Regions from separate parts of the Homo sapiens genome. Here all the other regions are linked to region 2. The links are chromatin contacts, found by Hi-C or POLR2A ChIA-PET in ENCODE. All regions are on one chromosome and are shown on one strand. The core of a region is the stretch at or near the end of the contact, and the rest is flanking DNA. Distances in the headings are between cores, read along the strand shown. Region 1 overlaps LOC105378379 (a long non-coding RNA gene). Region 2 overlaps LOC105378379 (a long non-coding RNA gene). Region 3 has its middle 290 kb from the start of ZMIZ1-AS1.

The links. A loop is a pair of places that touch in the nucleus more often than their neighbours do. ChIA-PET counts read pairs that join two places held with the same protein, here RNA polymerase II (POLR2A). Pooled maps may share reads with other maps.
Region 1: a loop to region 2 is called in a map of DLD1, with 5 times the contacts of the local background. The contact joins two enhancer-like sites. A Hi-C loop is called at or near these places in 1 of 168 maps with a recorded cell type or tissue (DLD1) and 1 of 50 pooled maps. POLR2A ChIA-PET finds 5 or more read pairs at or near these places in 2 of 52 experiments (Panc1 and naive thymus-derived CD4-positive, alpha-beta T cell).
Region 3: a loop to region 2 is called in a pooled map, with 2.1 times the contacts of the local background. The contact joins two enhancer-like sites. A Hi-C loop is called at or near these places in 1 of 168 maps with a recorded cell type or tissue (breast epithelium) and 2 of 50 pooled maps. POLR2A ChIA-PET finds 5 or more read pairs at or near these places in 3 of 52 experiments (BJ, K562 and OCI-LY7).

The regions. Positions count from the first base shown.
Region 1 is chr10:78,687,444-78,691,013 of GRCh38, forward strand. The region is part of intron 1 of LOC105378379 (a long non-coding RNA gene); the gene reads right to left. Among named protein-coding and RNA genes, the nearest start is that of ZMIZ1-AS1, 380 kb to the right of the region's middle. Within about 2 kb of position 1,773, at least 6 of the 41 ENCODE cell types and tissues checked have a DNase peak (open chromatin) inside an H3K27ac peak, as active enhancers do.
Region 2 is chr10:78,725,945-78,729,473 of GRCh38, forward strand. The region is part of intron 1 of LOC105378379 (a long non-coding RNA gene); the gene reads right to left. Among named protein-coding and RNA genes, the nearest start is that of ZMIZ1-AS1, 340 kb to the right of the region's middle. Within about 2 kb of position 1,272, at least 4 of the 41 ENCODE cell types and tissues checked have a DNase peak (open chromatin) inside an H3K27ac peak, as active enhancers do.
Region 3 is chr10:78,775,876-78,779,307 of GRCh38, forward strand. No RefSeq gene overlaps it. Among named protein-coding and RNA genes, the nearest start is that of ZMIZ1-AS1, 290 kb to the right of the region's middle. RefSeq lists an enhancer at 1,105-1,992. Within about 2 kb of position 1,681, at least 15 of the 41 ENCODE cell types and tissues checked have a DNase peak (open chromatin) inside an H3K27ac peak, as active enhancers do.

The sequences.
Region 1 (3,570 bases), core at 523-3,022, 38 kb before region 2:
ATGGAGGAAGGGAAAGGAGGATCCAGGGGTCACAGAGGCAAAAGTGGAAGCTGACCCAGCTGATGCCTAGACTGGAGTCCACCCCCAGCCCTCTCGGCCCCACATTAGGGCTCATTAGCACTTCTTCTAACTTACCAAGAAATTCAATGTCCTACAAAATAACCAGCCGAGCCCCAAGGGAGCCAGAAGGCCTATTCATCACAGCTGGGGTTTCCAAGGACCTCACTGTCTGTCCCATGGATTTCATCCTGTGAAGAAGCTGGCCCACCATGGGAAGAGAGACTAATTGGTATCTCCATAGCTTGGACTATTTTTTCCACTGGATCTGCAGTTTCTGGGTAAACAGTCATCAAATCAGCATTCAGCATGAGCTGAAGGAAAGTTTGCACACTTGCCATGTGGCCTAAATTAAGTGAGTGGTGCAGTCAGTAAAGCATGTGTGCTAAAAAATAAACATTTAAGATGTCAGGGTTGAAGATACTCTTGTAGCCTTTTAAGGAAGGAGATGTCAATTTCTTCTTTTAAAATTCCAAATAAAAATGTCACTAACAATATTTCTGATATCACTTCACAAGTGTCAGCCCATGCAAGCAATAGTGTGTGTGCATACATACAAGGGTGTGTGTGTGAGAGAGAGAGAATGAAAAGGCATGTACATACACATGCACAATAGATATGTGGATTTCTGTACGTTTGTGATTGTGACAGTGAGTTAGTGGGTATGTGAGTGCATGTGCATGTGTGTGTGTATGAATGTGAATGTGAGCATTTGAGTGTGTGCCTGTTTATGTATTGTGTGTGAAGGTGTGAGTGTGTGCATGTGCACATGGGTGTGTGTATGAGTGGGTGTAAGTGTGGACGTGCACGCGTGGGTATATTGTGTGTGTGAAGGTGTGTGTACACATGCACATGTGCATTGTGTAGATGTGTGAGGGTGTGTGTGTGAGGGCAGGGGTGCACACCTGTGTCCCTGAGAGTGTGTGCACGCCCATGTGTGCATGTGTGCCACTCAGGACAGCATGCACACATGGCTGCTCTGTCTCCTAGCAGCCTGCCTATCAGCTCCTCCCTGCATTCTTCCACGGCAGGCCCCAAGGCTGTGGCCAAGAAAGCAATCAGGCATCCCATTTGTATCTTGCCTGTCATCCACCCAAACAGCGGGCAGGCAGGGGCAAAGGGAAGGTGCCAGCCCTGCTCCTCAGATGCCCAGGCCTCCCCTACAATGGAGGAGGACTTGGCCAGACTGGGGGGCTGGCCCCACACTTCTACTGCACTCCCAATTACTGGCACCTTCTGAGTGGCTTATGGAAAAGGCACTGGTTGCCATGAGGAAGATATTCCACTGGAGCATTCCCATTCTCCACAAAAAGAACCTTCAGCATATTATACACATTTCTCAATGTGATTATCCCCAGCCCACACACACAGCTTGGAGGATTAAAACATAAAATACAGTCTGCTCCCCACACATGAGACCAACACTACAACTGGCATCATAATAAATAAATGAAGTGGCCTCTCCTCCTCCTTTCCCTCTCCTCTCCTTCCTCCTCCTCCCCCATTCCCTCCTCCTCTCCTCTCCTCTCCCTCCTCCCTGGTTCTCCCTCCTCCCCTCTCCCCTCCACCTCTGCCTGGTGCTGGGCTTGTTTTGCTTCTTGTCTTCTGGATCCCATCAATCCCCTCCTGCCCCTCCCCACACAGCCCACGGCGGGCAGCATCACCGCAAGGAACGTCACCCCATGCTGCTGCTGCCACCATGGAATGAGGGCTTTGTTCAACAAGCCACCCAGGGTTCTGTTTGCTGCCTCTGCCGCAGAGGGTTCACTACACTAAATGCTGGCAGAAGGGCGGAGTGAGGGCGGGAGGAGGGAGGAAGGAAGATTTTATAAGCAAATGGCTTCATGGATCATTGAAGGGACATTAGGAAGCATCCCGGAGCACCTAAAACCAAACGCCTCAGTGCAAATGGATGGAAGGGCGTCAGCTGTGGAAACTGGAGCTATTGCGAGCAGCTTGGGTTGCTAGGGAACAGCCCTGAGAACGTTTTGTCTTCAGGCTGCAGATCCTGGATCCTCCTGGGATTTCCAGTTCTAGAGCCACTGCCAGCCAGTGGTGCCAGCATCAGCAGGCGATGGGGCTAGGAAATCTGTGCAGTCCCAGGAGGCTGTGGGCCAGGCAGAGGGGCCCCAGGCTGCCTCTGAGATTGAGTGTGCATTAGGGGATAGGTTTGGGGAGCAGCCCATGCTGGTGATTTTCTTTAAACAAAAATGCTGGTGCCCAGCTTGGTACAGAAAGCCTGGGAGACAGGGGTTTCAACTTCCTGATAACAGTGCTCCAATTCGGAGCCCAGATCTGGTTAGTTCTGAGCTCAGCAACCCTGCCTGTGCACACTGTCCCCTCACATTCCTTCCTCTGGGCTTTCTCTCCACCAGCCCAGCCCCAGGACCATTCTCTTAAGAGCTCTTGTCAGCCCAACCGACTTGACCTCAGCTCTTTGGGGAGCAGGGGACTTTTTTTTTTTTTTTGAGACCAAGTTTCGCTCTTGTCACCCAGCCTGGAGTGCAGCGGTGCAATCTCGTCTCACTGCAACCTCCGCCTCCCAGGTTCAAGTGATTCTCCTGCCTCAGGCTCCCAAATATCTGGGACTACAGGCACTGGCCACCACACCCAGCTAATTTTTGTATTTTTAGTAGAGATGGTGTTTCACCATGTTGGCCAGGCTGGTCTCGAACTCCTGACCCCAGGTGATCCTCCCACCTCGGCCTCCCAAGGTGCTCAGATTACAGATGTGAGCCACCACGCATGACTATGGCACCTTTGATGGTACTTATACGCCAGTTAAATAATAAGTGATGTGCAGTGGTTCTTGTCTGTACACATTAATTAGGCTGTGTGGGGAGGGACAAGGGCTGGTTCTGTTCTCATTGTTTCACTAGCTATGGATAGTTCTAGGTTTTGGCTCACAGTCCAGTTTTTGTTAAGGTGCTGATGGAACACTTGCCAATGGCCCGGTTCAGTGCTGAATAGGAAGAAGAGCTGGCCAACTTGAGTTATTACATCTCTGCCACTCAAGGTGATGTCAGGTAAGCTGTTGACTCCAGCTGATCCTCAGTTTTTCTATCTGTAAAATGGGCTCATGATTAGCTAAAATAGCGTGCAGAAAGTACAGAGCACAGTAGATATTCCCACCCTTTGCAGCCTGGGCCCCAGGGCTGTTTAGAAACCCCATGAGTGACGCTGATATGTTTCATTCACCACTACCCTGCTCACCTATCTTCTGCCCCACCAGGCCCCACCCTCAAGCCTTCAAGCCCAGGAACCTGCCTAGACTGTCCATTCTGAACTTGGGCCAGATCTTAACCTGCTGGTAAAGCACTGGCTGAGGGTTTAGACTTTCAAGGAATTTGAGGTTGTTTTCCCTGCCTTATTGCAACCCAGTGTCTGGCTGCTGAGACCAGAGGCTTGGGCCACCCAAGGGATGCCTTGCCTAACAGTGCTGGCCTGAGATTTTGTTATGTACACTTGCTTTTGTGGCAGTGGCACCAAAGCTATGCTGGACACAATTTCCCC
Region 2 (3,529 bases), core at 22-2,521:
GCTGGAAGTTGCAGGACATATTTCCAGAAGAGAAGAACTAACTCAAAAAAAGCTCCAGAAATCTGCAGAGCTATCCCCTTGATGTGTACTAGGCCTGCTTGCATAGAATGAAATGCCACAAAACCAGGCAAACAACCAATGGGGAGTCGTAAACCACACAACTCCCAGAGTTCACACAGGGCAGAGAGACATTGGAAGTCTGGCAAGGAGAATGGAGAGTCCTCAGTGATCACCTGGGGCATTCAGTGGGGCCTCAGAGGAATTGCACCTAAACATTCAGCCTAAACCATCCCAACAGTGAGGGTGACTCCAGACCTGCCCTGGCAACTCCCAGAAACAGGCTGGAAGCAATCTAATAATCCACAAGCAGCTCAACTGCTTTCCGGAACAAAATCCAGACACTCAGCAGCACACAAGTCACCATGTCCATCATCCACTACCAATTACCAGACATACCAAGAAGCAGGAAAGTGCGGACTATAACCAGAAGGAAAATCTGTCAAAAGAAAGAGATGAGAAATAGCAGAGATGATGGAGCCAGCAGACGAGGACTCTGAAACAGCTATTGTGTTCAACCATCTAAAGGAAAACAGGGACACAAGAAAGACAAAAGTAGGAGAAATCAAGAAGAAGACTCCAAAGATAAAAATTGCTCTATCTGAAATGAGTATTTCACTAGATTAAATTAACAATGGATTAGATCCTACCAGGAAAAGGCTCAGTAAACTTAAAGACTTAGAGAATAAATTTATCCTAAGGGAAGTGCAGATACTGAAAAACCAGCAGAGCCTCAGTAAGCTATGGGACAATACCAAACAGCCAAACATAAGCATGAAAGGGAGAGAGGCAAAAAAAAAAATGCATAAAATAATGGCTGAACATTTCCAAATTTGATGAAATGTATAAGCTCACATACCCAAAAAGGTCAATGAACCCCAGGAAGGATAAACACAAAGGAAACCAAGCCACAACGCATTACAAACAAATTGCTGAAACCAATGATAAAGAAAAAAATGATAAAGCAGTCAAAGGGGGTAAAAAGATAATTTATAGAGAGAGGGACAAAAGCTTGAAATCATTCTGAAAGGCCTGGGAAGCAGTTTCCAGAGAAAAGATTGAGGGTTGGGCAAAACCCAATCATACTGGCCAGATGGAGGGGCTTGGACTTGATTCAAAGGGTGGTAGGGGGCAGGAGGGCTTTAGATGGGGGCTGGGGAGTGCTGTCTTCAGATCTGTGTGGAGGGAGGTGCACTCCAGCCTCAGTGTGAAAAACTGTCGGAAAGCCCAGGCAAGGCACCCATGGAATGGGGCAGTGACAGAGAGGACAGCACAAGTGCACCAACCAAGAGGTATTTAGGAAGTGGGGTCCTCTGGACTTGGGGTGGACAACAGACAGCAGGAGGAAGCATTGCCTCTGGCTGGGCCGTAAGCAATGGGTGGACATGGCACCATGGAGACAGGAACACAGGGATGATAGAGTTGGGGAGAGAATGAGTTCAGTGCCGGACAGCTCCCATTGAATGTGCTGTGGTGCAGGTCCTGCAGAAGTGTCTGGTGGGCTCATAGATGTGCACTTGGCAAAGATGGCAGAGACCAGGGCTTCTCCAATGGAAGTGCATTCAACTCACCCTGCCACCTGGAGACCTTGTTAGGAAACAGACTCCAATTTAGTCTGTCTCTTGTAGGACAGGATCTGCATTTCTCTAAGGGGCTCCCATGATGTTGATGGTTGATATACCACAGTTACAGGAGCAAAGGTAGAGCACACACCACACAGAAGAGGTATTTTGTTGTTAATATTTCTCTTGTTCTCACCCCCACTCTGTATTTCCAGAGGCAGAGATGTTCTCTCTCTCTAAAGAAAGCAAAAAACAAAAACAAAATCTCTATCCTCTCTATCAGCCACCACCCACCCTCCCCCTCCAAACAGACAAGTGTCAGGCAACTGGCTGCTTTCCAAATTTCCCTGCCTGGCTCACCCGCTCTTAAAATACCCTCAGTCATAGATGCTTCTAGAATGTGAGCTGACCTGGAACACTGCGTCAAGGGCAGCAAAGCTTTCAAGCAGTTTCCTGGAACAAAAAAAAGAGAGAGAGAGGAGTGTCTCTGAAAATTAGACTTAGCATATCGCACAAGGGGCAAAGAATAGAGAGACTGGATTTGTTGGAAAGAATGCCAGCTGCCTGCCTAATGCACCTCGCTGCATCTCAGTCTTTTCGCCCATAAAACAGAGGCCATGGCACCCACCTTGCAAAGTGCTTGTGAGGAGGAAGCAAGATTTCACATGTGAACTGGTGTCTCTTCAGAATGGCCTGGCCTCAGGGTCAGCTGCACCTGGGCTCCAACCCTGGTCCCATCGCCTATTATAGAAGCAGTTCTTAAACATCTGTATAAACTTCTCTGGGCCACTTATCAAATAAGGATAGCAAAAGTCACCACACAGGGGTGTGACAATGACAAAATGAGTCCAGTCCACAAGGTACCTAGCACAACATCTACACATAACAGGAGCACAATTTGTGCTAGTTGCTTCCTCCACCTTCCTCTGCTGGAGACAATTTGTTAAGAATTCACAAAGACCCCTGTTTATCCCTCCCGTTATTTTTAACATTGCATAAATTGCTTGCCATTCTCTCTTCTCTCTCTCCCATTCCCCCTTTGACAGGCTTCCCACAATCCCACCTACATGAGGCTGAGAAATTCAAAAGGAAAAATAACCTTTGGTGTAGATTAGCAGATGATAACACAATGCCAAGTCATTTTCTCATCAGGCATTCCTGATGGCATCGGTGCTGTGGCTGGCTGCCCCTGCCTATCACCCTTCTCTGTGTCAAGGCACATCTCCCACCCTGGTGCCCAATTAAACTATCCAGTTTCCAGAGTCCACTCACTGGGACCCCTCAGAGCCCAAGGCAAAAAATGTGCCCAGTTTGTGAAAAAGGAAATCAAAGCACAACTACAAAATGCTAGACGGTCTCCAGAACCAAAGGTGACTTAAGAGCTCTGAGCTTCCAGCCAAATTAGCCACTGGATCCACAGGCAGGAAGATCCTTAAAAGACTTCAAATGGGCATGTCCCAAGCTAGATACTGCCTGCCTCAGTGGCTGCATCACTGCAGAACGGGTTTCTAGTTCCCCCACTGGCCCTAGTTTAGATAGTAAGAGATCTTCCTTGGACACAGCCCTCGGGTTGATTCAGATGGGTGGAAGGCAGGGAGGGCCAGGAGAAAGCCAGGTCCAGAGACCAAGATGTGGGCTGCTGAGCCCGTGCCCGCAATATTGGCTGCTGCCCCACTATGGAGGATGGGAGGGGGGATGAGAGGTCTTGGAGATAGGGATCCCATGGATGACAAAGGTGCTTCAAACACCCCTGCAGGAATAAGTCACCTGGGTTTAGATGCAAAGGAGGCCAGGCATGAAGGGTGGCTTTAGACAAGGCATTGAGCTGCTCTGCACCTTGGATTCCCTTCTGAGAAAGTGGCCAGTCACCATTATGAGCACTACTGATCTGAACTGCAGAGAGAGAGAGA
Region 3 (3,432 bases), core at 431-2,930, 50 kb after region 2:
CATCAGTGGTTCTGGCTTCATTTTTCTGGGTGGGCCCTGGGCATAGTATTTTTAAAAGCATCCCAGGAGATTCTAATGGGCAGCCAGGGGTGAGAAATGTGGCCTTAAGCAGTGTTTCTCAAACTTCTGTGTGCATAGCAACAAATCTCTTGGATCTTATTAAAATACAGATTCCAATTCAACAGGCTGGGCCAAGGCTGTATTTCTGCATGTCTAGCTAGCTCCCAGGGGATGCCCAAACTGCTGGTCCCTGGACCACACTTTGAGGAGCAAAGGTGTAGCCTATAAACTCCAAGGCAGTAAGACTTATTGCTGCATCCCAAGTACCTCCAACAACGCTAGGGCTGAGTAGCTGCAGAATAAATATTTGTCAAAGGCATAAAGAAATGAACAAGGCTCAGAGGCAGGTATTGTGTGGCTGTCATGTGAGCTGGGGGACTGTGCACAAGTTACTTAAATATCTCATTCACTCCAATTTTCATTTGAAAGATGGGAGCAGTCATATTTTGAATTCCAGTGGGTTATTTGAAGGATTAAATGAGATGATGTGCAGACTGGTTATTAGATGATGTTAAAAATTATTGCTTACTTTTTAAGGTATGATAATAGATGTGTGGTTTCAGTTTAAAAATATTTTAACTAGTAGCAACACATACTGACGTATTTACAGGTGAAGTGATACAATGTTGGGTGTTTGCTTTAGATATTCCAGCAGAGAATGATGAAGTGAAGAAGAAAAGGAGGAAAAAAGAGGGGGAAGGAAGAGAAAAAGAAGAAAAGCAGGAGGAATTGATTTAAAAACAACAACAACAAAAAATGCCAATTGTTATTGAAGCTGGGTAGTGAGTATAAGGGAGGCCCTCGCTATTCCATTTTTGCATACATTTTCCATGATAAAAAGTTAACAATAAATTAAAAATGTGATAAAGCAGATAACATGCTTAACTTGGCTCCTGATTTATAGCAAGTGCTCAATACACAGTAGGTCCTGTTTCTTTGACTTGGCTGTGATCACGAGGCACCCACCAGTGCACCCTCCAACCCTGAGTGATGTGTGCTGCGTCCCAGCATCAGAAAGAGGAAGGATGAGATTTGAAACGAGGTCTTCACAGTGCTCCGCCCACAGCACCCCATGGCTAAGAAGCAGTGTTAGTTTACCTTCCCTAACAATTAGCAGCCATGGCTATGGTAAAAATAAGAACCATTATGGAATACTACGTCAGGCCTTTTGCATGCATTATTTAATTACACGATTTATTTACATTATTTAATTACATTAATTAATTACATTGTTTCAGCCCTGCAAAACCCTATGAGGTAGATGCCATTCCTACCACTCCCCAGGTAAGCAGAAGACTCAGAGCTGAGGTGCCCTGGCCAAGGGGACCCTGTCCGCCCTGGACATCCCAGTATGCACGGGTGGCCTCTGCATTATTTAATCTGTGACCTGCTTTGGCATCTCACTCCTGGTCTCAGCTCCTGAGGCACATCCTGCCTGCCCTCCTCACTGCTGCGTCTCTAGTGCCTGCATCCACAAGGTAGACCCTCAGGCAACAGCTCTTGCCTGCCCCCCAGCTGGACCCTGGCATGGGTGCCCAGGCACATGGAGGGGACAAGTGGCCCCTCCCTTCCCCTCCCTGTCTGAACCCGGAGGGTGGGATTTCCGTCCTAGGACTGAGCTATTATAAGTACAAGGCCGCCTGCTCCCCTGGGCTGCACACCAAGTTCTGCTGCAAACTCCAGCATGAATGGCAGCCATTCTCTGCCCAAACTCCAGCTCACTTCAGCTGTGTAGTCTGGGAAGGAAGACCTCAGCCTTCCCCAGGCCTGTAAATACCAAAGCCACACACGCAGCAGGACTGCAGCAGCCAATAAATCTTGGCCCCAGGGTTCTCTTAAAGAGGCAGAGCTTGGGACCAACACCAGGCCAGGCCCTGCCTGGTGACAGCCAGCACTCCATCCACCTCCCCTCGTCCCAGCCCCAGGATGAGGACAGAGAAGGCAAACATGCAGCAGGCACTCTCCCCATAAGCTTGCTTCTCTTGCTTTATAAAATCTAACTTTTTCCCCCTCTGCTGCTCACCCTAGGGTTAGGCTAACAAGGAGTCCAGTGGGAATGAGCATGATACATTTTCTGGACGTCAGAGCCACTGGACTGGTGCAAGAGGCTGTGTGGGAAAGCAGCGATCCCTTGGGCTGTCCACAAGGCAAGCTAGGGGATGCCAAGGTGGACAGGCAGAGTCAGGCAAGAGAATAAGCCCAGCACGTTCCACCCCTAGCAGGCATCGTGGCCACTGGTGAGGACACTGAGACCTGCAGTGCTGAAGATGAGAGGTGGACATGGCTGACCTCCTTTCATGCCACACCAGAGAAAAATGAGGCATGCGAAGTCCAAACGGGCAGGCAGCTCACCCAGGGGGCCCAGGGCAGTGCCAGGGCTAGACCCTTGCTCTCCATAAGAGGTGTCTTTGATTGTTCTTTGGATAGGATGTGTCTTTTTATGAGGAGAAGTCTGGTATTTAATTGCATCCTCCTAGAAATGAGATGTTCCGTTTCTCCTGGAGTCCATTTCCCATGCGCTAACAAACCCCCCGGATTTGTAAGATATCCAAGCCTTTTGTCTTGGATATCTTGCCTGGACACCTCGTTCTGCATGGCGCCCCTGCAGCATGCATCCTGTGCTCCTGCTTTGGCCACAGCTGGCCCTGTGGAAGGATTGATGCTGGGGAGACATGGCTCCTGCCCTAAGGAAGTGCACAGTTTGGGTGGAAGTTGAGAACCCCTGTCCTGTCCGGCTCTGCACCCTCTGGCTACCTGAGTGGGGTGCTGGGTAGACCTTCGCTGTTACCCGGGATCAGAGGACAGAGGGACCTGATGAGCCCAAGAGAGCATGGCAGGCTTCTCTCACCAGGAGGACAGATGGGAGCTGGGTGAGAGGATGGGGTCAATCAGATTTCCAGGGTCAGAGCTGGAGGGCAGGATACTCTGGGCAGAGCAAACCCCTCATGCCAAAGCACACTGGTTAAAAGATTATGCCAGGAGAGGAAGGAGTCGGGTGCAAGGCAGCCCCATCCCTGACCACATTTCCCACCCGCAAATCCATCCAGGAATGGTGCCCCCTGTAGCGGCTCCCTTGCACTTTCCCCATTGAGTCACCGACTCTGATTTTACAGATGAACAAGCTGGGGCCACGGTGAGAAGGAAAGTACCCAAGGTTGTCTGGCTAACTGGGGTCAAACCAGTTCCAAAAAATTGCCCCCTGGGTCTTGCCTTGGTTGTGTGATTTTATTGTCCCTGTGAAGGCAACTGGTGACTGTGCGAGTAGGGATGCATTTGCCAGTGTTCAGAGGAAATGATTAACTTCTGACCTGCTGACCTTGGCTACCTGATTGCCAGAGTGTTAGGCAGCTGCTTGTCACCTGGACCAGGGAG